Regions from separate parts of the Homo sapiens genome. Here all the other regions are linked to region 1. Evidence: chromatin loops called from intact Hi-C (ENCODE). Cell type or tissue: endothelial cell of umbilical vein. All regions are shown on one strand.

Region 1 (8,000 bases):
AGGGCTCTGCTCCTGCAGCAAATTTCTGCCTGGACATCCAGGCATTTCCATACATCCTCTGAAATCTAGATGCAAGTTTCCAAACCTCAATTCTTGACTTCTATGTACCTGCAGGCTCAACATCACATGTAAGCCTCCCAGACTTGGGGCTTTTCCCCTCTGAAGCAACAGCCTGAGCTGTATATTGGCCCCTTTTAGCCACAACTGGGTTGCAGGGCACCAAGTTCTGAGACCGCACAAAGCAGCAAGGCCCTGGGCCCACCCCACAAAACCATTTTCCCTTCTAGGCCACTGGGCCTGTGATGGAAGGGGCTGCCATGAAGACCTCTGACATGCCCTGGAGAAATTTTCCCCATTGTCTTGGCGATTAATATCTGGCTCCTCATTACTTATGCAAATTTCTGCAGCTGGCTTGAATTTCTCTTCAGAAAATGGGTTTTTATTTTCTAACACATTGCGTTAGAAATTAGCCTGCAATTTTTCTAAACTTTTATGCCCTGCTTCCCTTTTAAACAGATGTTCTAATTTCAAATCATCTCTTTGTGAATGCATAAAACCGAATGCTTTTACAAGCATCCAAGTCACCTCTGGAACACTTTGCTGCTTAGAAATTTCTTCTCCCAGATACGCTAAATCATCTCTCTTAAGTTCAAAGTTCTGCAGATCTGTAGGGCAGGGGCAAAATGCCACCAGTCTCTTTGCTAAAGCACAGCAAGAATCACCTTTATTACAGTTCCCAACAAGTTCCTCATCTTCATCTGAAACCACCTCAGCCTGATTGTCCATATCACTATCAGCATTTTGGTCAAAGCCATTCAACAAGTCTCTAGGGAGTTCCAAACCTTCCCACATTTTCCTCTCTTCTTCTCAGTCCTCTAAACTTTCCCAACCTCTGCCTATTACCCAGTTCCAAAGTTGCTTCCACATTTTGGGGTATCTTTATAGCAGTACCCCACTCTCTGCAGTACCAATTTACTGTACTAGTCTGTTTTCATATGGCTATAAAGAACTGCCCAAGACTGGGTAATTTATAAAGGAAAGAGGTTTAATTGGCTCACAGTTCAGCATGGCCAGGAAGGCCTCAGGAAACTTACAATCATGGCAGAACTTGAGAAGCAAGGCACCTTCTTCACAATGCAGTAGGAAGGAAAACTGCCGAATAAAGGGGGAGGAGCCTCTTATAAAACCATCAGATCTCATGAGAACTCACTCACTTGTTTAATATAAACCCTTATTAAACATAACAGGAGGCCAGGTGTGGTGGCTCACGCCTGTAATGCCAGCACTTTGGGAGGCCAAGGTGGGCAGATCACCTGAAGTCAGAAGTTCAAGACCAGCCTAGCCAACATGGCAAAACCCCATCTCTACTAAAAATACAAAAATTAGCTGGGCATGGTGGTGGGTGCCTGTAATCCCAGCTACTCAGGAGGCTGAGGCAGGAGAATCACTTGAACCCAGGAGGCAGAGGTTGCAGTGAGCCGAGATCACACCACTGCACTCCAGCCTGGGTGACAGAGCGAGACTCCATCTCAAACAAAAAAAAATAAAATAAATAAAATAAAAACAACAGGGGAGTAACTATAGAGATGTGAAGAGTACACTGACGAATACTCCAGGGCCAAGGAAGAGCATCCAAGGAGAAGCAAACTTGGAAGTTGGGGCCTCCCCAAGGCTGGGATTCAGACCTTGTTGGAAAAGGTGTGGTTGCAGCCAGCAGGAAGAGGATCCCCCTCCTCCTGCAATGTTTCTCCGGTGTTCCTCTACTGAGAAAGCTTAACACCATGCTTGCTACAAAAGAGCAATGCTTAAGGCTTCACTGTGGAGCTGGTAACAAAAGGGTGAATTTGGAGCTGAGAGGTAATAAATTGATAGTTGCCACACTGACAAAAAACATACCATATAATCCTTTTTTATACCACATTTATTAATTCATCCAAAATTAGTGTTCTAGGGACCACTTTTTTTTTTTTTTTCAGTTGAAGTCTTGCTCTGTCACCCACGCTGGAGTGCAGTGACATGATCTTGGCTCACTGCAACCTCTGCCTCCTGGGTTCAAGTGATTCTCCTGCCTCAGCCTCCCGAGTAAGTGGGACTACAAGCGCACCCTACTACGTCCGGCTAATTTTTTTTCTTTTCTTTTCTTTTCTTTTTTTTTTTGTATTTTTAGTAGAGACAGGGTTTCACCGTGTTGGCCAGGCTGGTCTGGAACTCCTGGCCTCATGTGATCCGCCCAGCTCAGCCTCCCAAAGTGCTGGGATTATAGGCATGAGCCACCACACCCAGCCGGGACCACCTTGTAAAAAACACTGATCTTTGTGTGTCATGGAGGATACATTCTCAGTCTCCTCTCCCTCTTGTATGTATCCATTGTTTTTGAATTTCAAAATCTACATGTCAACAACCACATGTGGAAAATACTCTCCACTTAGGAAGGCTGCCAAGGGCCAAAAACTGGGTGTGTATATGTTTGGGCAAAATTCTGCAGCAAGATTTTTTTAGTGCAGGAAGCAAAAAAAGATTGATGAATCATTAACAAGGGTAATTGAGCAAAATATATCAACAAGTTATTGCATTTAGCGGCAATGTTATGACTATTTTCCCATTAGCCCAGATCTCTGGTTATATGGGCTTTGAAAATGCTTAAATTACACATCTCCCGAGCTGGATTTTTCTGCAGCATAGGAATAAAACTCCTAAAGCTAGAGATACAACACTGGCAGTTTTTCATACCTCACAGAAAACCATCAAGGTCTTTGTCATCCTTCAAGTACTAACTTAAAATACAGCCTTCCCAGACCCCTCCCCAACAAAGAGAACAGATCTCTCTCCCTCTGGACCCTGACTTTTTCTGTTTATGCCTCTGCTGAAGCCCTTCCCCAGGCTAACTTGTTCCGTAGCCAGTTATGTCCGCATTGTTCCCTCCCACTAGACTGTGAGCTCCTCGAGGGCAGGAGCATTCCTTCTTCATCTTGGTAGCCCCACAGCCAAGCACAGTCACTTGATGTAAGCTCCCATCGTTATTTGTTGACTCAAATTTGCTCACTTCAAGTGAAGGAAGAATGATAGTTTAAAGTCATACGACTATCATTCCTTACTTGCAAAGAAACTTGGCAACAGACAGGTGCTGAGCTGGTTTCTGCTGTAAGCAATCTTCAAGGCATTTCAAAAACGATGGTCTTCGAGGAGATTCCTTTGAGATAGGCAAAGGCATAGAATTTATTTGAGAATCCTGGAATGCAGGAAGGTTACAGGCTAACTCAAAACCCAGAAAAAGCAATTGATCATGATTTTAGACAGTAATTCTGTTGCAGCTTCTCCAGATTCATTGCTTTCCTTCCCCTCATTTCCCACCTCCAGTCTTGATTCCCCATCATTTACCAGTAGACTATTTGGCATAGTTTTAGGATATTTTGTTGGTAGCACAGAATACTTTCTACCCCATTTCAAACCTTCCCCGCGAGGCTCAATTAGTCAGAATAAACCAGATTATGAGGCAGTAACAGATAGCCCTCAAATTTAAGTGCCTTCATACCATAATAGTTTACTCTTCATGTTTGCTACATCTACTGTATGTCTGGGCAGCTCTCCAGGACAACTAAGGTCAATGCAGTAACTCAGCAAACTACATGTCCCTTGCCTTGTGGCTCTAACATCTCAAGACAAGATTGAAGAGAGTGTGTGGCAGTACCAACATCTGTATGTTCTATGCTTGGGCTCTGAAGTGAAACTGGACACATAGCTCCACCTACTGGCAAAGGACCTAGGAAATGTAATCCTCTGTGGACCCAGAAAGGAAAGAAAAACCAGATACTGATAAGCTCTGGTACTGTCTCTTCTAAGGGTTTCACAATAACTTTTTTGTTGTTGTTTTTTGGACACAGGGTCTCTCTCTGTTGCCCAGACTTGGATGCCCAGTGGTACAATCATAACCAACTTCACTGAAGCCTCAACCTCTTAGGTTTGAGCAATTCACCAACCTCAGCCTGTTGAGTAGCTAACACTCCAGGTGTGTGCCACCACCCAGCTAATTTTTTTTTCTTTTTTTTCTTTTTTTTTTTTTTTTTTTTTGGTGGAAACAGAGTCTCACTATATTGCCCAGGCTGGTCTCCAACTCCTGGCCTCAAGTGATCCTCCCACTTCAGCCTCCCAGTGTTCTGGGATTACAGGCATGAGGCACTGTGCCTGGCTCACAAGGACTTTTATAAGTTAAAAATGTGCAAGTGCTCCACCCATCAAACCCATCCCTCTTGTAAAGCAGTGCCATGAACCACTACATGCACTTGGAAGGCAGATTAGAAGGGGCAGCTTGCTGCTCCCGCCAAAGATTTACCTAAGAAGACTAAGCCAGGACCAGTCTCCTCCACATCCCCTGAAGCAGAAACCTCCCCTGCACAGATCAGAAGGGGAAAGTGCAGCCTCCCTGCCTTTCTCACCTACAGTCTTATTTATGGGGTGGTGAGGGCGGGGGGCCTGTATGCCTATTTGTTTACCAGAGGTGTTTTAGCCTAATTGGTTAGGAAAGAAACAAAGCATTTAGACAAATAATTGGCCATTCCAGGACATCCACCCTTGAAGAGTTCCCTGACAAGGAAAAGAAGATTCAAGAGTAAAGTTTGAAAGGTTTCAGCTTTCTTTCCAATGTTAGAAGAAAAACCTTAGCCAAAGTAAATGTAACAGTTGAATTGAGCAAGAATGATTCATGAATCAGCCAGCCTCCAGAGCCAGAGTAGGCTCAGAGAGTCCAGAGCAGCCATAGGGTGGAAGAAGATTTATGAACAGAAAAAGGAAAGTGACACACAGGAAACAGAAGTGAGGTATACAAACAGCTGGACTGGTGACAGCTCAGGCATTTACCTTATTTGAACACGGTTTGAACAGTTGGCACCCTTTGACTGGCCAAAACTCGGTGATTGGCACAAGAGTAGGTTACAGTCTGTTTATATCTCCGTTTAGGTTATAGTTCATGATGTACAGAGAAATCTTTAGGCTGAACTTAAAATATGTAAAGAGGCAGCTCTAGACTAAACTATTTAACACCAAATTCAATAACTAATTTTATTTTAATATAATACTTCTCTTTGCTTATAGATATTGGAATTCAACACCTCCAACAAATATTCATTGAATACTTAGAATATACCTGACTGCAGGAAATAGAAGCCCAAATATTTTTCAAACAACTATGATGTTCCAAGTTCCAAACTGTATGTTCTTTTATTTTATTTATTAAACTTTATTTTATCCTTTATTAAAGGATAAATTACTTTATCCTTTTCGCATCCTTTGACGTTCTTACGATTGCTCCCATTTTGCAGAAAAATAAACTGAGGCTCAAAGAGTTGAGCAGTTTAGCCAAGTTCAGGGCTAGGAATAGTGGGAAAATGGGCATCTCAACTACATTGGTCTGGCTTATGATAATGGAGGCCCACATATTCATTCCAAATCAATTAAAACTTAGAAGTTGTTGGTTTAACAACCATTTTTAGACTTGGTATTACTTGAAAGTATAATCAAGGGATCATTTATTCATTAGAGTAACTACAGTTCTATTTGAATAAGCTGAATTTTTTTCATGCTAATTATGTCTTTTGTGTACTATCCATTATGGCATGATGATCTTTTCAACTTCATCCACTTCCCTTTCTCTGTAATAACTCATTGAACAGAATGCAGTTCTATAAATGGTCCAGGGATGTACTCCTATCCCAGGATTTAAAAAGATAATATTCATAAGGCACTTAACAAAATGCCCATAACTAAGTAATCAGTGTATAAAGATTATTTATTTTCTTTAGTAAAGTTGCAGAGCGTTGGTCCTTATGTCGTATAGTAAGTGAAAACCTAAAAAATAAAAACCCTAATACCTGATAAGAACTGTAAATATCACAAACCTATTAGAAGTGAGATAGAGATGGAGACCATTATATGTGTCTAAAATGACGCATCTTTAGCTTCAAACACACACTCATGGGGCTTAACAAGAGCAATTGTGTGTTCACTCATAGAAAGACAACAATCAAAACAAATTTAGAAATATTCTGAAAAGTTGGGAATCTGTTGTCAAAATTATGACTAAAAGGCAAGATATAAATAGAAGTTTTATAATATTTCTTAGCTTTTTTCTGAATGAACCCTCCCTTAATACTAGATAAGCCTATTGTTTAGATTTTCTTACATTTTATTTTATGCACATTTTCAGAAGCCATTTACACAAAATTAGGATACTGCCAGTGTGTACTTTTTTTACACAATAAGTCTACTTTGTTCACTGTCTCCCCAGTATCCAAAGTAGTGTCTGGCACACAGCAGGCTCTCAGGAGGTCCTTGATGAATAAATGAATGACCAGATCTACATAGGATAATGCATGTGACAAAGAGGAAAAAAAACTTCAAAAGCTAGAGCTGAATTCCCCTTAGGGAGATAGCTGCCCTTTTGTGGATAATCCATTGTGATGGTTAATTTTATGTGTCAGTTTGCCTGGGCCATTAGATGCCCAGATATCTGGTCAAACGTTATACTGGGTGTGTCTGTGAGGGTGTTTCTGGATGAGATTAACATTTGAATCAGTACACTAAGAAAAGAAGATTGCCTTCCCTAATGTGGGAGGACCCCATCCAATCAAATGAAGACCTTAACAGGACAAAAAGTCTGAATAAAGGGAAACTTCTCCTGCTTAACTGCCTTGAGCCAGGACATTGGTCTTTTCAGGCCTTAAGACTCATACTGAAACATCAGCTCTTTTTCTTTTTAGTTATTTATTTTTAATTTTTTTAATTGACACATAATTGTACATATGTATGGCATACTTAGTGATATTGCAATACATATGTAAGGCATAGTGATCAGATCAGGGCAATTAATATAACCATCATGGCAAACATTTATCTTTTTTTTGTGTTGGGACTGAGATGGGATTGTTTCCTTGACCTCGACCCCCTTTGTGGGCAGGAACTGGAGTGGCTCATTTCACTCAGCCTGCAGTCCATGGATGGCTAACTGTTAGCAGCTCAGTGAAGGGTCAGAGTGATAGCCTCCTGCACCTGTCCTTTTTGACACCTGAGTTCTTGTTCGGTATCCAGGAAGAATCAGGTCACATGAACTATTTGAAGGGTAGTGTATGTGGAGGATTTTACTGGGTGATAAAAGTGGCACTCAGTGGGATGGGGAATTGGAAAGGGGGTGGTATGGGAAGAAGATGATCTTTCCCTGAAACTGAACCATCTGAAGTTAACTGCGTCTCCATAGTCTCTGATGCTCAGCTGCTTGTATCCCCAAAGTTCACCAACTTGTATCTCCGAGGCTCAGCAGCTTGCATCCCCAACCACTTGCACCAGCCACTTGTGTTGCTCTGCCAGACGAAGTCTTTTTATGGGCACAGGATGGGGGTGGGGAGGGCCAAAAAGGCAATTATTTGAGCAGAAAAAATGAGGTCAGCTGCTTTCACTTAGGGCCCAGGTTCCAGGCTTGAGGGTGGAGGTTAGCCAGGACCCAGCAATTCTGTATCAGGAACATTCAATGCTCTCTTTCTAGCTATTTGAAACTATATAAATTATTGTTAACTATAGTCATTCTACAGTGCTGTGGTAAACTAGAACTTATGCCTCCTATCTAACTGTAATTTTATAACCTTAACCAATCTCTTCCTATCCCCCTTTCTCTTTACGCTTCCCACCTTCTAGTCTCCTCTGTTCTATTTCTTACTTCTATGAGATCAACTATTTTTTAGCTTCCACATATGACTGAGAATATGTGGTGTTTAACTTTCTGTTCCTGACTTGTACTTAACAACATAATTTCCTCCAGTTCCATCCATGTTGCCGCAAATGACAGGATTTCATTCCTTTTTATGGCTGAATAGTGTTCCATTGTGTATATATGCCACATTTTCTTTATCTATTTATCTGTTGTTGAACACCTAGGTTCATTACATATCTTGGCTATTTTGAAAAGAGCTGCAATAAACATGGGACTGCAGATGTCTCTTCAATACACTGATTTT
Region 2 (8,000 bases), 1.0 Mb before region 1:
ATAAAAGTTGAGCATTTGTACTAAAATGGGATCTTGGCTTCATTTTCCCTGCAAATGGCCAGGGAGAAGGAAGCACTCTCTCATTGGGTGCAGAGAAGGAAAAATATGGCACCCTGCCTAGAATGGAGATTTTATGTTTTACAGAAATGACTTAGGGAGGACATCCTGCAAGAAGCTGTTGATCAGTGAAATGTGTATTTGCTCAAAACACACTTTCCCAGCTGAGCCCCACCCCTTCGTTCCAAGTCTTCCTGGCTGGGTCCTGCACATTTGGCTCCCCCATAACCTTGTTTAGGACTGTTTCTGTTGAGGATCACACTGTGCAGAGTTTCAAAGTCATTCTGCTAATGTGAGTGCTTCTCCTATTTTATGCATCAGAAGGCATTCAAAATCTGTCCACAGTTGAGAGCATCAGAAAAACAAAACAAAACAAAAAACAGGTGTTTATAAAAGCTAACTTACTATATGCCAGACCAATTCTAAGTGCTTTACAAATATTAACTCATTTAATACTCACAACAAACAGTTGTTGCACTTATTATTGCCCATTTAAAGAAGACTTAGGCATAAACATGTTAGTTTGCCCAAGGTCACAAAGCTCACGAGTGATGGAGCCCGTATTTCATTCCGAGCTGTCTCACAGCACAGCTCACACTTTAAAGCACAATACTGTAATAAAAATAATACCTGCTTCATGGGGTTGTTCTGAAGATCAAATGAGATTATCAATAAAGAAAAGCTGTAATTATCCAATGTGGGAGAAGCAGAAATATTTGGGCTGTGTTTCTGTTAGATGCTTCTGATAGAAAAATCACAATTGCCAGGATCCATCCTTCCTTCGTTCCTTCGTTCCTTCCTTCCTTCCTTCGTTCCTTCCTTCCTTCCTTCCTTCCTTCCTTCCCTTCCTTCCATTTCCATTTTCCATTGGCTGCCACAGGTGACTGGATACTTGATCTAACTGAGAAGAATTTTGAAATGTGGAAGGGAGGAAGGAAGGAACAAAGAAGGAAGGAAGTGAGGGAGGGAAGGAAATGGCTCTTTTCTTTCCTGTTTCACTTCCCATTCCCTCACTTCTGTGTCCTGAACTCACACTTCCAAATCACTTCCCGTCCATGAACCACTGTCACCATCTGCTTTCAGAAGGACCCAGCCTGAGATTCTCTCTCTCTTCCTCCTGCCCTTCCTTTCTTTCTTTTTTCCCTTAGCCTTTCCTTTTTTTTGAAGTGATATTAACTTTTTTCTTAGATTAGCGGATATTTTGATCTTATTTGAATCATCTGACTGGAAGACCTAGTTCAAATACAGCAGATTTGGGTAGGTAAAATGTCAGCACTTCTTACCACTCTATCCCAGTGTCCAACCCAGTTCTGGAACATGGCTAGTGTTCAGTAAATGTCTATCCAAAGATTTTGGAAAGTGTGGGTTAACCATTATTGCCCAATCTACCAAAAACACAAGTGTAAAATGTATTTTTACATTAGCAAAGTTGGAAAGTTATATTTTCTTTTTCCTTGTCTTTCCCAGAAAAATCATTAACTTAGGTCTGCTGTTTTCTGTATTTCACTTCACATGTGGAATTTCAATCGTTCAAGAAGACAGGAAGGGGTGGAGAAACACTAAATATATATGTACTTACACACACACATATATATATACACATGTATATGTGAGAGTGTGAAAGTAGATGGGTAATAGCACTGAAAAAAGGAAAAGGCTCAGGAAGGAAGGAAGGGTAGGAGGAAAAGAGAGAGAATCTTAACCTGGGTCCTTCTGAAAGGAGACTGTGACAATGGTTCATGGATGGGAAGTTTATTTGGAAGTGTGAGTTCAGGACACAGAAGTGAGGGAAGGGGAAGTGAAACAGGAAAGAAAATACACACACACACGCACACACATATGTATGTGTATATATGTATACATATATACATATGGGTGGGTCAGTCAGCTATTGCTGTGTAAAAAACCTTAAAAATATCAGTGGCATATAGCATACAAATTTATTTTTCATTTATGAGTCTTAAGTGATTGTCACACTAATGTGTATGTATATATATATATACACATATATGTGTGTATATATGTATACATACATATACTTATATACATACATATATGTACATATATACACACACACGTGTGTGTGTGTGTGTGTTTCTCCACCCTTTCCTGTCTCCTTGAACTATTGAGATGATAGGAAAAAGCTTTAGGCATGCCAAAATGGAGATATATTTGTGCCTTTCAAGTGACAGTTTTGAGGATCACTGGCCCACTGATGCTTCTATCTCTTTAAATTCTTGATTCAGACCAACTACCTAGAATGAACCTTTTCCAGGAGAGACTGTTACCCAGTGGACGAGGAGATGGTAAGGCATAAGTAGGTGCAGCTGGCATGGTCTGACAAGCGTGTACCGTAAAATGAAATCATCGCACCAGAAGATTCGAGGTGATAAAGTAAAATATGGAAATTTGAACAAAAAAGCAAAGCAACTCATTGGAGAATTAAAGGCAAGACTAAAAGTCTGGAATAAAGGGGTAATCGTGCTTCATTTTATGGCAGTGGTTTGTGGTTTTATTGATTGGTTGACTGATTTGTCATTTGTTGAATGCCTATGTGACAGATTCCCTAACAAGGGCATCTGTGTGTGTTATCTTGATGAACTGTAATTGAGAACTGTAGTCTTGATTCCTTAAGTGTATAGACTTGTCTTGTTTACTTTTAATTTTTTTCACCTCCAACATAACCAAGTAGTGATTATAAGGCATCCCTGTAAACCTTTTAAGCTGCTTTTCTATGTTTAAGGACATTCCTATCTTATGAGTTTGCTTCTTTCCAAGGTGAAAGCCAGAAACTCACCTTCCAACTTTCCTTGCTCTGGGTCAGACACAATGGTGTGAGATGTCCATGTGGAAACTAGTGTAATGGATATCCAGGTGCTAGGCAGTGACAGGCACGTGGTCCATTGCTGTGCAGAAGTAGCAGTGTTGGCAGAGGTTCTAGTGGTGCCCCCAGCATCAGAGGAACAATCCATGTTATCTCTGCCCAGAAGTGGCAGTGGTTGTGCCACTTCTGAAGCAGTCCTTTGTTGTAATTTGAAAGTTATTCCTGAATTTGTAGTCTTCAGTCTTACTTCAGTCTTTCCTTAAATTCCTAGAGCTTTTGTGATCAAACCAGTTGAAATAATCTCATAACTGATTCAATGTCATACTCACGTTTCAAATTTCAAAATGATAGCCTGAGAACTATTTGAAATATCTTCCTTCCACATCAAACACCTGAGAATGATAGAATTTTTTTAAAAAAATAATAAAATATTTATTTTAGAAACAATAAATAAATAAGAAAAAGTAGCTTTTAAAAATTAGAGAAAATGGGCTGGGCGCAGTGGCTCACACCTGTAATCTCAGCACTTTGGGAGGCTGGGGTGGGTGGATCACCTGAGGTCAGGAGTTCAAGACCAGCCTGGCCAACATGGCGAAACCCCGTCTCTACTAAAAATACAAAAATTAGCCAGTCATGGTGGCAAGTGCCTGTAATCCCAACTACTTGGGAGGCTGAGGCAGGAGAATCGCTTGAACCTAGGAGGCAGAGGTTGCAGTGAGCCAAGATTGAGCTATTGCTCTCCAGCCTGGGTGACAGAGTGAAACTCCGTCTCAAAAAAAGAGAGAGAGAGAAAACATTTCCTGGACCATAAGCTGCAAACAATTCCTAAAAGAAGGGAAGGCTGTGGGTCAGTCAGCTATTGCTGTGTAACAAACCTTAAAAATATCAGTGGCATATAGCATGCAAATTTATTTTTCATTCATGAGTCTTAAGTGATATGTGTCACACTAATGTTGAGTTTTATCAGTGAATTAATGGTCATCTCAGTAGTGACACCTGCTGGTCAGGAAGTAAACTCCATTAGTGGCTTTCCATTACACTCTGGATTAAGACCCAAATCTGTAACATTGTCTACAGGGCTCTGTGTGCACTCCCTCATCTCTCACTACTTCCGGCCTGGCTTATTCCATGGCAATTACGCTGCCTTCATTTAGCCCCTCAAATCAACTGGAATATTTCTAGACTTGAAAACTTTGCACAAGCTGTTCCTTCTATTCAGAGCACTAACATCACTCTACTTCTCCAATTTGCTTGGCAAATTCCTTTCTCTTCAGAAATCAGTTTAACCTCATCTTACCTATACCTTCCCTGTCTTTCCAAGCTAGAATAGTTTTCCTTATTATCTGCTCTTATGATGGCACCTGTTGCTTTCTGTTTGTGTCACTTAGTCACAATATAGTTTTCTATTATATGCCATACTTTGTTTAATGTCTGTTTCTCCAGTGTGGCTAGAAGATATTTGAGGGTTGGAATCATGATGTTTTTGTTCAGTGTTGTATTATGAATTATTGATCCAGTGTTGGGTTTTTGGTAGGTTTTCAAGAAATATGAATGAATGCCTGTTTAAATAAACTGATACGTCAGGGTATGCACAACTAAATTATGAATATATACCAGTGAATTTTGTGAATGTAACTTTTGTGGTTGACTGAGTAAAACATGCACCTCTGTGAAAGAAAGAACTGTAGGGAATTTGCTAGTGTTTGGTTTCACAAAAATACTGAAAGTTAGTTTGTCTATTATTCTAAGATTGGCTCTTAGGTAATCAACATGTGTCACATTAAGTTGAGCTTTACCAATGAACTAATGGTCACTCAGTAGTAACACCTGCTCTTCAGGAAGGACACTCTTCCTTCTCCCCATTAGCTATAATATTTTTATTGTCCTCCTCTTCACAGCTTCTATCAAAACTTGAAGTAGACAAGGACCTGATATGCAATGGACTGAATGTTTGTGTTACCCCAAAATTCATTCGTTAAAATCCTAACCTCTAAAGTGATGGTATTAGGAAGTGAAGACTTTGGGAGGAGAGTAGTTCCTGAAGGGAGAGCCCTCATAAATGGAATTAGTGCTCATAGAAAAGAGGCTCCTTCTACCATGTGAGGTTATAATGAGAAGACAGCTGGCTGTGAGGAAGAGAGCCCTCACCAGACACTGAATCTGCTGGAGCCTTGATCTTGGACTTCCCAGTCTCCAGAAGTATGAGAAATAAATTCCTGTTGTTTATAAGCCACCTAGTCTATAGTATTCTGTTACAGCAATCCTAATGGACCAAGATGTTTTTACAACTTGTACATATTGTTTTACAATCTTGTACATTGTACAACAATGTACAAGAAGTTTTTAGTTGCCTACCTAACCATCCTATGCTCTTTCTTGTTAATTAGAACCAATTTTGTTCAGACCTATCAACTTCAAGTCCAAGGATTTTATAAGAGATGAGTCCAGCCCTAGTCCTAGGTATGAGTCTTGATTAGTTTCAACCAACTATGATGATTATGAATAGATTTTCATTAAAGAAAATTGAGAACTCCAAAAAAGTAGAAAACATACTGATATTTCACTATGCAAATGCAACCACTTTCCATATTTTCTTGAAATTCCTTCCAGTCTTTTTTCTATGCACCAGTGAATTGTTTTAGCATATAGTATTCATAACCTCATATGCTATCATACCCTACCTATTTACATATAATACATTGTGCTCCTTTTTCTAAGTCTAATTCATTCTAATTTATTTTTATTGGCTGCATATTTCTTTAAGAAATTATTTCTCAACTAACATAAAGATGTTACTGTTTGTATTAGTTTCCTAGAGCTGTGGTAACCAATTACCACAAACTGAGTGGCTTAAAACAACAGAAATTTATTCTCTCACATTTCTGGAGGCTAAAAGTCCAAAGTCAAGATGCTAGCTGGCCATACTGTCTGTGAAGGCTCTAGGGGAGAAGCTTATCCAGGCCTCTCTCATGGCTTCTGGTGTTGCAGGCAGTCCCTTGCCATGTAGATGCGTTGCTTCAATCTGTGTCTCCATCCTCATATGGCCTATCCTTGTGTGACTCTGTATGTCTTCTCTTTTTCTTATAAGAACACTAGTCATATTGGATTAGGGTGGATCTTAACTTGAACACATCTGCAAAGACCCAATTTCCAAATAAGGTACTATTCAAAGGTGCTGGGAATTAGGACTTCAACATACCTTTTTGGAGGATATAATTCAATTCGTTATACCATTCGTCTGAAGTTGAAGAATTATTACAATTTTTTCTATTATATGTACCACAGCATTTAACATCTTCATTCAGTGTTTTCTACATCTAGAATTATTTACTTAGAATAGATTTCCCAGAGAGGAATTCCTGGGTAAAAGTATGAAAATGAGCATTTTAAAGTTCTTCTACAAATTGCTAGGCTCCTTTCCAAAATTACCAATTGCTAATTGCCATTAGCAATACACAAGGGTGTCTCTTTCACCTCATTCTTGTGAGTATTTGGATTTTTTAGTTTAAAAAATACACACACATAAAATGATCAGGAAAAAATAGTATCTCGTAATGTGCATTGAGATCAAACACTTTCCCATATTTGATTTGCTAATTGCATTTCCCTTTTTGGTGAATTTTCTGTTTCTTTCCTTTGTTGACTTACCTATAGGAGTCTTCATGCTTTTCTTTTCTTTTTTTTTGAAGCCTAGTTCATATAATGACCTACTTTTTTGATTGTCCCAGCCTAAAGAACTTGCCTTTTCTGCACTTTTTTTTATGTTTAATTTTTTTAAATTGTACTTTAAGTTCTAGGGTACGTGTGCACAATGTGCAGGTTTGCTACATATGTTTACATGTGCCATGTTGGTGTGCTGCACCCATTAACTCGTCATTTACATTAGGTGTATCTCCTAATGCTTTCCCTCCCACCTCCCCTCACCCCATGACAGGCCCCGGTGTGTGATATTCCCCTTTCTGTGTCCAAGTGTTCTCATTGTTCAATTCCCACCTATGAGTGAGAACATGCAGTGCTTGGTTTTTTGTTTTTGCGATAGTTTGCTGAAGATGATGGTTTCCAGCTTCCATGGATGAAGCTGGAAACCGTCTTCATGGTTTTCTTATCTGTTTTTCAAATGTGTTGCATTATTTTTCCTAGTCTGCTGGTTCTCATTTTTTTTTTGTTGTTTTCGTCCTGCAAAAATTCTAATTGGTATGTTCTTGCCTGCAAGAGTGATTTTGAAAATGTAAACAAGTATAGTGCAAACACAAATCCGTCAAAATGGGTGCTGTCTGTGCACTGTACTAGGATCTGTCTGCCCATCTTTCCTTTTATGAATTATTTTATTATTCTTAAAAACAGAAAGTCTTTCTCCCTTCAAAAAAGAGAATTAAATTGAATATTCTTTTAATTTTTGTTTATATACATTATATTTTTAATTAATCAGGATATCTTTTAGTATGTGGAATAAGGTAATTATTTAAATATATTGTGTTCCAAATTGTTAGCTGATTGATCCAACCTCATTTATTAAATAACTCGAGCTTTTCTGGGAATTGACTTGTGATGAATTCCTTATCATATATTAGAATATGATAGATAATAGGATCATTTTCTGGGCTGTTGTCCCTGGTGCTATTTTTGCACATATGTCACATTATTTAAATCTTTATAGCTTTATAAAATGCAGTGTACTTCCCCTTTAACATTTTCTTCAATATTCGGTTTCTTTTTATAGGTGAATCTTAGAATCATTTTGTCAAAGTCAGGTTGGGATTTTTGTTAAGATTGTAGCAAGCCACACATTAATTTAAGAAGAATTTATACTTTAGCAATATCCAGCCTCACCATATGGTATCTCTCTCTCCTTCTATGCAAGACTTCTTTTATATCTTTTCGTAAAGTCTTTCAGCTTTCTATGTAGGTCACGCAGTTTTCATTAGAATTGTCTCATGATATATTATCATTTTTGTTGTTGCTGGAAATAGGAATTTTTAAATTATTTTATACATTATTTTTGGTACTCTTTATTTGTTTATCTTGCATTCAAATTGCTAAGTTACATTAAATTTTGATACTTTATACCACATGCCTTTGGAGCTTTTAGACTGATAAGTACATGATCTATAAGGAATAA
Region 3 (8,000 bases), 100 kb before region 1:
TGCACAAGGTTATCATCTAATGTGACATGGGGAGACACCAGTTGGGACTATTACCAGGTACCCAGAGGACTGTGTAGGATCATTGCATCTGTGGGTCACTTCAATTTTAGCACCTCGCACATTACCTAACACTACCCAACACATACTAGGCACTCCATAAACATCTGTTACAGTTGGGGTTTCCTAAGCATCTTCACACACATTATATGGTTGTTAAACCTCAAACTATCCTTCGCAATAGGCATTTTTTACTTATACTCACTCATTTTAAAGTTTGTGAAACTGACATTTCTACCAGTTCGACGAGTTGCCCAAAATTGTAACAAGAGTAATAAATGATACAAATAGAACCCATCTCTCCATCATTCAAGGCTAGTGTGTGTAATACTGTTACATAAGTATAAAAATTTCAGAAGTAACATGGAACTGGGATTGACTTAGATAGAACGTCATGTCCCTCACAACACTATAGACCTTGCCATGGTATATGCGGTTCTAGCAAAAATGCATTTTTACACTTCGATCAAAATTTAGCAGAGTATCTGAGAAGGTTGACAAGATGTTAGCAGCAAGCCAGCTGAGAATCTCTGTCTCAATAGGAAGATATGCCAAGAAAGGGAGAAGATAAATGGGGTTTCAGGAGGGGTAAATGCAGTAGGAGTTAGGCTTATAAGCCCTCCTCCCACCCACCTTCTCGAAATCCTACCTCCACCCATGGCTCCACACACATTCTACTAAGATTGTTCCCTCTAGCACAGAAGAGTTTTTCCCCTTCATTGATGAACATTAATGCCGCAGAATATAACTACTTTCATTTTGTTATGTTAATCAAATCACTAATTCATATTTATTATAAAATGACTGGTAAACATAGATAACAAAAATAAAAATTATTAAATTAAAATCACTCTGAATTCCACAACCAAAAAATAACTACTGCTAACTCCTTAATGTAAACATTCCAGAATTTTCCTAGCATACCAACTCATATAAACATGTACATATATTTGCAAAACAATACTATAACTATTTTTAAACCTGGCTGTTGTGTTTTTTTCACTCAACAGGAAATCTTGCACAACTTTTCATGTCAATACATAAGAGCATGTAAACATCATAATGACTTCAGTATAAACTAATGAATTTTCTACGGCTGAATATTTAGGTTGTTTCCAAATTTTTGATACTAGAGACAATATTTTATGAGCATTCTTGAACATACATACATCTTTGGGCACCTGCTTAGCTACTTCTTTAGGATAAATGTGTATTTAGGATAAACAAGTATTTGATTATCTCATTTATAATGGAGAGGTCTTTAATGGCTCCTGCTTGATATTTAGAATAAATTCCAAATGAATTAGCATAGCCCACTTTAGTCTCCCTCTCACCCCAGAACTTCCCTGCATATACTGTTGGTGCCTTAGGCTGTGCTCACTCTCTGTGTCTTTCTCCACTTCACTAATCCTTTCTCTTCTTTCTCCAAACTTCAAAATTCCGCTTAAATATCACCTCCTTCTGAAAGTCTTCTATTATCATGATCCTTCACCAATACAACGCAAATTATACTACTACTAATAATAGTAATAAACACATATATGTAGCACTCCTTTGTGTCAGGAAGTATTCTAAGCATGTTACATAGATATGTCATTCAATTCTTTCAACAAATCTATGAGGTCATCACTGATACCTCAATTTTACAGATAAACTGTATTTAGAAACTTTGAAGTTTGTTAGGATTTATGAATATGTGAGTACTTATACAAACTTAAATTAAATACATATATGCATATGTGTGCAGCTCGCTCTAGCTAGAAGTATAAAACCTTAGCTACCTGTGTTGATGAATAAATCCTTTTTCAAACACACTTAAAACTAACGTTATTATCTAGAGGAAAAAACTATAAGATGCAATTAAAGAGACCTATGTGACTTAAGATGAAGCTATTTGGATAAAAATTTGAAATGAAGGTGAATTATTGGTATTCTAGATTAAAACTCAGCCCCAGAATCTGTTAAACACTTTAATTGCCTTTACACATCAATAACAATTGGGGAAAATTTCAACCTATATATACTATTTTAGTTTAAGTATCAAGCTTTTTGTCAGGTAGATAGCAACCTATAATAAAAATCAAAGTTATTACTTTATTTTACCCAGTTAGTCAAAAGGGAAATTGGAATTCCTACCCATAAGAAAACAAAACCAAACAACAGCACATAATAGTTGTTAAGCGTTTATATAAACACATTACATTTTTAAAGCACTCAACAAGTAATTAGTGGAACCTGGAATTAGATTTGTTTTTATTGTCACAATACAGAAGAAAACCTAGTACTGAATAAGTTATTCAACTATTAAACCTTGACCAAAAAGATTTATTGTTAATTGCTTAAACTCCCTGCAATAAAATTAAACAACTTTTTTCCCCTTCCAATCAACTAACATGGCCTGCATGACTTTCACTAATTCACTTAGTGTCTAACAAAGGTAAAATAATAAACACTCAATGAAGAGGTGGCCATGCCTCGTCAAACAGAGGTGCAGAGACTCCTGAATTGCCTGGCTCTGTGCTGGGTGGTATGAGCAGATGAGACAGATACAACTGACCCCCTAGAGCATCAATTTTTCTAACAATGAAGATAAACATGTTTATTCTAAAACAAGCATAGTTACGCTATAACATAAAATAGCACAAAATTTTGAAACAAAAAGCTGTCATCTACTTAAATGCCTTCCTATCCACTTTATATTTGTATGCCTTTTGAATTTTGCACCATTTTAATGTATTACCTTTTAGAACAAATTAACTTTTTAAAAGCTGTTAAGATGGAAAAAATGATTTGGAGAAACTAACAACTATGTTTTGCACATCTGAATTTGTGGAGAATTCATATTTGCTACACGTATGTATAGCTGCAAAGATTATCCTTGTCCAAAATATGTGTATTAATCTCTCTCAATCTTCCAAATCTGTGTGTAATACTTCCAAAAGGTTTCCACCAAAAAATCCTAATAGTCTAAGTAAAAATTTGTTTACCCTCCCTCCACTCCAAATTCATGGCAAAAGGGTTACTAAAGATACTAAAATGTTTTACTACATTTTTAAAGTAATATTTTTCTTTATTAATTTTCTTTTAAATTAATTTTAATTTATTTAATTTTTGTTTGATAATTTTAATAATTTGGTTGGGTAATGATTCCAAATTCAAGAGAAAAAGAATACACATAAAAATTTCCCCTTCTTTGGGAGGCCGAGGCAGGCGGATCACAAGGTTAGGGGTTCGAGACCAGCCTGACCAACATGGTAAAACCCCGTCTCTACTAAAAATACAAAAATTAGGCAGGTGTGGTGGCACGCACATCTGTAATCCCAGCTACTCGGGAGGCTGAGGTAGGAGAATCGCCTGAACCCGGGAGGCAGAGGTTGCAGTGAGCTGAGATCGCGCCACTGCACTCCAGCCTGGGAGACAGAGTGAGAGTTTGTCTCAAAAAAAAAAAAAAAAAAAAAATTGCCCCTTCCACCTCTGTCCCCAGCCACCCAGTTTCCCTTCCTGAAAGCAACAATCAAAGTTATCAAATTGCTGTGTATCCCTCCAGAGGGCTCCTTAAATCTAACTCTGTGCCCATTGCACCAAGCTAGAGAGAATTTAATCTTAGTCATGTTAAAGGATACACATTTTTAAAACGTGTAATCATGACTTTCACACAAATATAAAATGAACATGGGCCCAAAATTGTATTTAACTCATTAAATAATGAGGGAACTAATAAGGTTCGAGTTCAGACTAGTTGGAACCAGTCTGAAGAGGAGTTCAAAGAACCACACCTATTTATGCAGGTAAGAAATGCAAAGTCAATTTGCAAATAGATGCCAAATTGGCCTGTCCATAGGGCAAATAATCAATCACCTCCCACCTGACATAGCTAATTTGCATTTCTATAGATGAAAATCCTTTTCACTAGCATCAGTTTTCTATAGCTCAAAGACAGTAAAAGGCAGAGATAAGCAGAAAAGGTGTGTTTAGATAGAACACTTCATTATCTTTTCTTTGTCCACTTTGGTCTTTCTCAGTTGTTTCTGACAGTCACTTAGATGGACCCCTTATGCCCTCTGCTACACTCTGCACACTCCTGAGGTACATGAAGGCACAGAGATCTATGTCACAACAAAAATTCAGGAAGGGTCCTCCAGTTATTGTTCTACACTGGTTACTGCTAATTGTTCCATGTCCTTGCCATGGTTCTATGGAAGGAGAGGTCCTCTGTTGCTTTCCTGATGCTTTATTTTAGGTTCCCAGAAGCAGACCCTGAGATAAGGATTTGAGAGCAGAGAGGTAGTTTATTTAGAAGGTGAAGGCAACACTGGTAGGGGAGGGAGAAAGTGAGGCAGAAATGGAAAGACAGTAATTAAAGGATTGAGTAACCAGAACTTAATCTCATAGGAAAATTATGGGAAACATTGCAAAGCCCCCTCTTTGGAAGTACACCAACTAAAGGGCAAGGGAACTGGGGCCTTTATACTCCAGCTCCCTGGAGTCACTGGTAAAGGGTTGCTCCCAGGAGTGTTAATTCTGTGGCTCTATTGGCCTACTCTAAAAAAGAGCAGAGCAGCCTTCCAAAGCTTTAGAGAGACACCTAAGGCACCGAGATGCACCTACTGGCAGTTGGAAGTCCACAGAAACACACAGAAGGAGTGGGATCTAGAGATGTAGACAGAACACCCATAGAATCCACTTCATACCAGGCTTGGATATGCAAGCCTTGGCCGGGCCTCAAGTAGGAAGCCTGAAACCTAACTCTTATGCCTTGCACATCCTCCCCACTCTAAGGTCCTGCCACCTCCTGTCTCAGGCACTGTGAAGGAGAGGACATGGGTCCTGCTACTTACAAAATCACCAGCCCCTGTCCCTTTCTAGTCCTGGATTTGTTTCTCCTCCCCGCTAGAGCTTTGACCTCCCTGCTCCCACAGGTGTTCATTTCTTGCTCCAGTTTCACACTAGGGGGCAGGCTACCCAAGACAAAAGCCAAAATAACAGCCTGCCTTTGATCAACTTTGAAACACATTTCCCTAGAAGCAATAGAAGCTGAAGTCCCAATAACCTTCTTGAAATAGGAAAAACAAGGAGAACGAAACACAAGTCATGTTTCAAACTTTATCCTGCCACATAGAACAGAAATAGTGAAAATGTGGCATCTTCTTTCCATCTCTGGTGATCTGATGGTTTCTGAAAAAGAGCACTCTCCCCATTTGTTTCTGGGATTCCTCAAAAAATAGTAAAATGAAGGCCGGGTGCAGTGGCTCATGCCTATAATCCCAGCACTTTGGGAGGCTGAGGCAGGCCAATCACTTGAGGTCAGGAGTTAGGGACCAGCCTGGCCAACACGGTAAAACCCTACTAAAAATATAAAAATTAGCCAGGTGTGGTGGTGGGCACCTGTAATTCCAGCTACCCGGGAGGCTGAGGCAGGATACTCACTTGAACCTGGAGGCAGAGGTTGCAGTGAACTGAGATCACAGCACTGCACTCCAGCCTGAGCAACAGAGCAAGACTCTGTCTCAAAAAAAAAAAAAAAAAAAAAGAATGAAAACTCAGCTAAACTGAGGACTGCTTCAGTCACAGCACTGAAACAATGGTCGACCTCCACTCCCCAGTGTTTGGAAGTTGTTTTCCAGATAGTTTGATCCTTATGGGAATCTGTCTTCCTTCTTAAATTAGAGCGCTAGTGTATATTTCTCCTTAATCCTGGACTAGGAAGTGGTAGTAAAAAATCCTGCCTTCTTGCACATTTTATTTTCTCATTATTTTAAAGTTATTTTACCTTCTATGGTCTCTGATGAGGCATGAAGAAACTGCCATTTTTTGAAAGCCTAGTAAACATCAGCAGCTCCACACCCATAATCTCTCTTAAAAGTCTCCACAACGCTGAGGTGTAAAAAGCATTTTTAAATGGGGATTATGGTCCAGAGAGGTTAAGAAATTTCCTACAGGTCACAAAGCTACAGTTGGAACTAGGATTCAAACATATTCCCTCTGATATTATCCACTATACCATGATAGGTATTTTCCTTATTAAATCCTAACTGGACTTTGTATCTTGAAAGTCTCCACAACACTGAAGTGTAAAAAGCATTTTTATATGGGGATTGTGGTCCAGAGAGGTTAAGAAATTTTCTATGGGTCACAAAGCTACAGTTGAAACTAGGGTTCAAACTTATTCCATCTGACATTTTCCACTATACCATGATAGGTATTTTCCTTATTAAATCCTAACTGGACTTTGTATCTTCCAAGGCTAAAAAGTTATGAAAGGTTAAAAACAATAGAATTTTCCCTATGCTTTTTTCAAATTCTAGGAGATGTTTGAGCCCTTTCAATTATTATCATAATAAATAGAAAATAAAACTAAGGAAAATTTATTACATCAATTAGTGGACATCAAAGTCAATTTTCCATGATCCAGGAAGTGAAGTTCTACCAAGTAACTCACATTGTAACTTAACAATCTTGGAAAGAACAGGGCCTCCAATGGCATTTATCAGGCAGCATAATGGTTTCTTCCAAAACGATACTTTACCCATTTCCCTCTTATGCTCATGGGAGGGAGTGACTCAGGTAAAAAGATCAGAGTTTTGCTGACCGACAGACCTGACTTACCACAGTGCTGCTGGTGCCATGCTGTGTGTATTATAGTCCATTCTCACACTGCTATCAAGAACTACTTGGGACTGAGTAATTTATAAAGAAAAGAGGCTTAATCAACTCACAATTCCACAAGCTGTACGTGAAGCATGGCTGGGGTGGCTTCAGGAAACTTACAATCATGGCAGAAGGCGAAGGGGAAGCCAGCACATCTTACATGGCCAGAGAAGGAGGAAGAGAGAGTGACGAAAGAGATGCTACACACTTTTAAATGATCAGATCTTGTGAGAACACCCTCACTATCATGGGAACAGCAAGGGGAAAATCCACCCCCGTGATCCAATCACCTCCCACCACGCCCCTCCTCCAACACTGGGGATTACAATTTGACATGAGATTTGGGCAGGGACACAAATCCAAACCGTATCACTCTGCCCCTAGCCCCTCCCAAATCTCATGTCCTTCTCACGTTGCAAAATACAATCGTCCCTTCTAGTAGTCCCCTAAGTCTTAATTCATTTCAGCATTAACTAAAAAAGTCCATAGTCCAAAGTCTCATCTGAGACAGGCAAGTCCCAAAAGCAAGTTAATTACTTCCAAGATACAATGGGAATACAGGCATTGGGTAAATACATCCATTTCAAAAGGGAGAAATCAGCCAAAACAAAGGATTACAGGCCCCATGCAAGTCCAAAACCCAGCAGGGCAGTCATTAAATCTTAAAGCTCCAAATTAATCTCCTTTGACTCCATGTCTCACATCTAGGCCACACTGATGCAAGGGGTGGGCTCCCAAGGCCTTAGGCACAGTGTGATCCTGAACAAGTCATTGATTTATTCAACACAAGGTTACTGAGCACCTACTAAGTACTAGGCTCCATGTTCCATCCTGTGGCTAGAACTGTACTCAAACCCTGTCCTCAGAGCTGTCTATGTAACGGGCCAGACAAGAGTCAAGCAAACCTAATGGAATTTGGATTAAATACTGTGAGCATGTGGCCAACAGACTCTAAGATAGCCCCAACAACCCTGACTCTTGGTATTCACACTTTTGTGTAATCTTCTCTGCTTAAGTGTGAGCTGAACCTAGCTACTTGCTTCTACCAACAGAATATGGCAAAGGTTATGGCGTGTTATTTCCATGATTAGGTTACCTAAGATTGTGATTGTACCTTGCCGGAAGATTCTGCCTTGCAATCTTTGATGAATCAAGCTGCCATGTTGGAGAGATCCACATGACAAGAAATTGAGGGCAGTCTCTGGCCAACATCTAGCAAGGAACTGAGGTTCTTAGTCCAACAACCCACAATTAACTGAAGCCCACCAATAAGCATGAGAGCTCAGAAGCAGATC

The links. Hi-C counts contacts between places; a loop is a spot of excess contacts. Peaks named below come from ENCODE experiments on the same cell type or tissue, not always from the same donor. Only the 100,000 strongest peaks of a DNase experiment are listed, where the experiment ranks them.
Region 2: a loop joins it to region 1, with 2.0 times the contacts of the local background. A loop is called at or near these places in 6 of 110 quality-filtered maps.
Region 3: a loop joins it to region 1, with 9 times the contacts of the local background. A loop is called at or near these places in 68 of 110 quality-filtered maps.

The regions. Positions count from the first base shown.
Region 1 is chr4:17,444,137-17,452,136 of GRCh38, forward strand. No RefSeq gene overlaps it. Among named protein-coding and RNA genes, the nearest start is that of QDPR, 64 kb to the right of the region's middle. In endothelial cell of umbilical vein, a CTCF peak has its summit at 3,751 (motif pointing left); DNase peaks (open chromatin) are centred at 3,735 and 4,765; H3K27ac peaks cover 643 bases.
Region 2 is chr4:16,439,818-16,447,817 of GRCh38, forward strand. The region is part of intron 2 of LOC105374505 (a long non-coding RNA gene); the gene reads left to right. Among named protein-coding and RNA genes, the nearest start is that of TAPT1-AS1, 220 kb to the left of the region's middle. In endothelial cell of umbilical vein, a CTCF peak has its summit at 3,892 (motif pointing left); a DNase peak (open chromatin) is centred at 3,864; H3K27me3 peaks cover 922 bases.
Region 3 is chr4:17,342,634-17,350,633 of GRCh38, forward strand. No RefSeq gene overlaps it. Among named protein-coding and RNA genes, the nearest start is that of SNORA75B, 26 kb to the left of the region's middle. In endothelial cell of umbilical vein, a CTCF peak has its summit at 4,995 (motif pointing right); no DNase peak of the experiment used is centred here.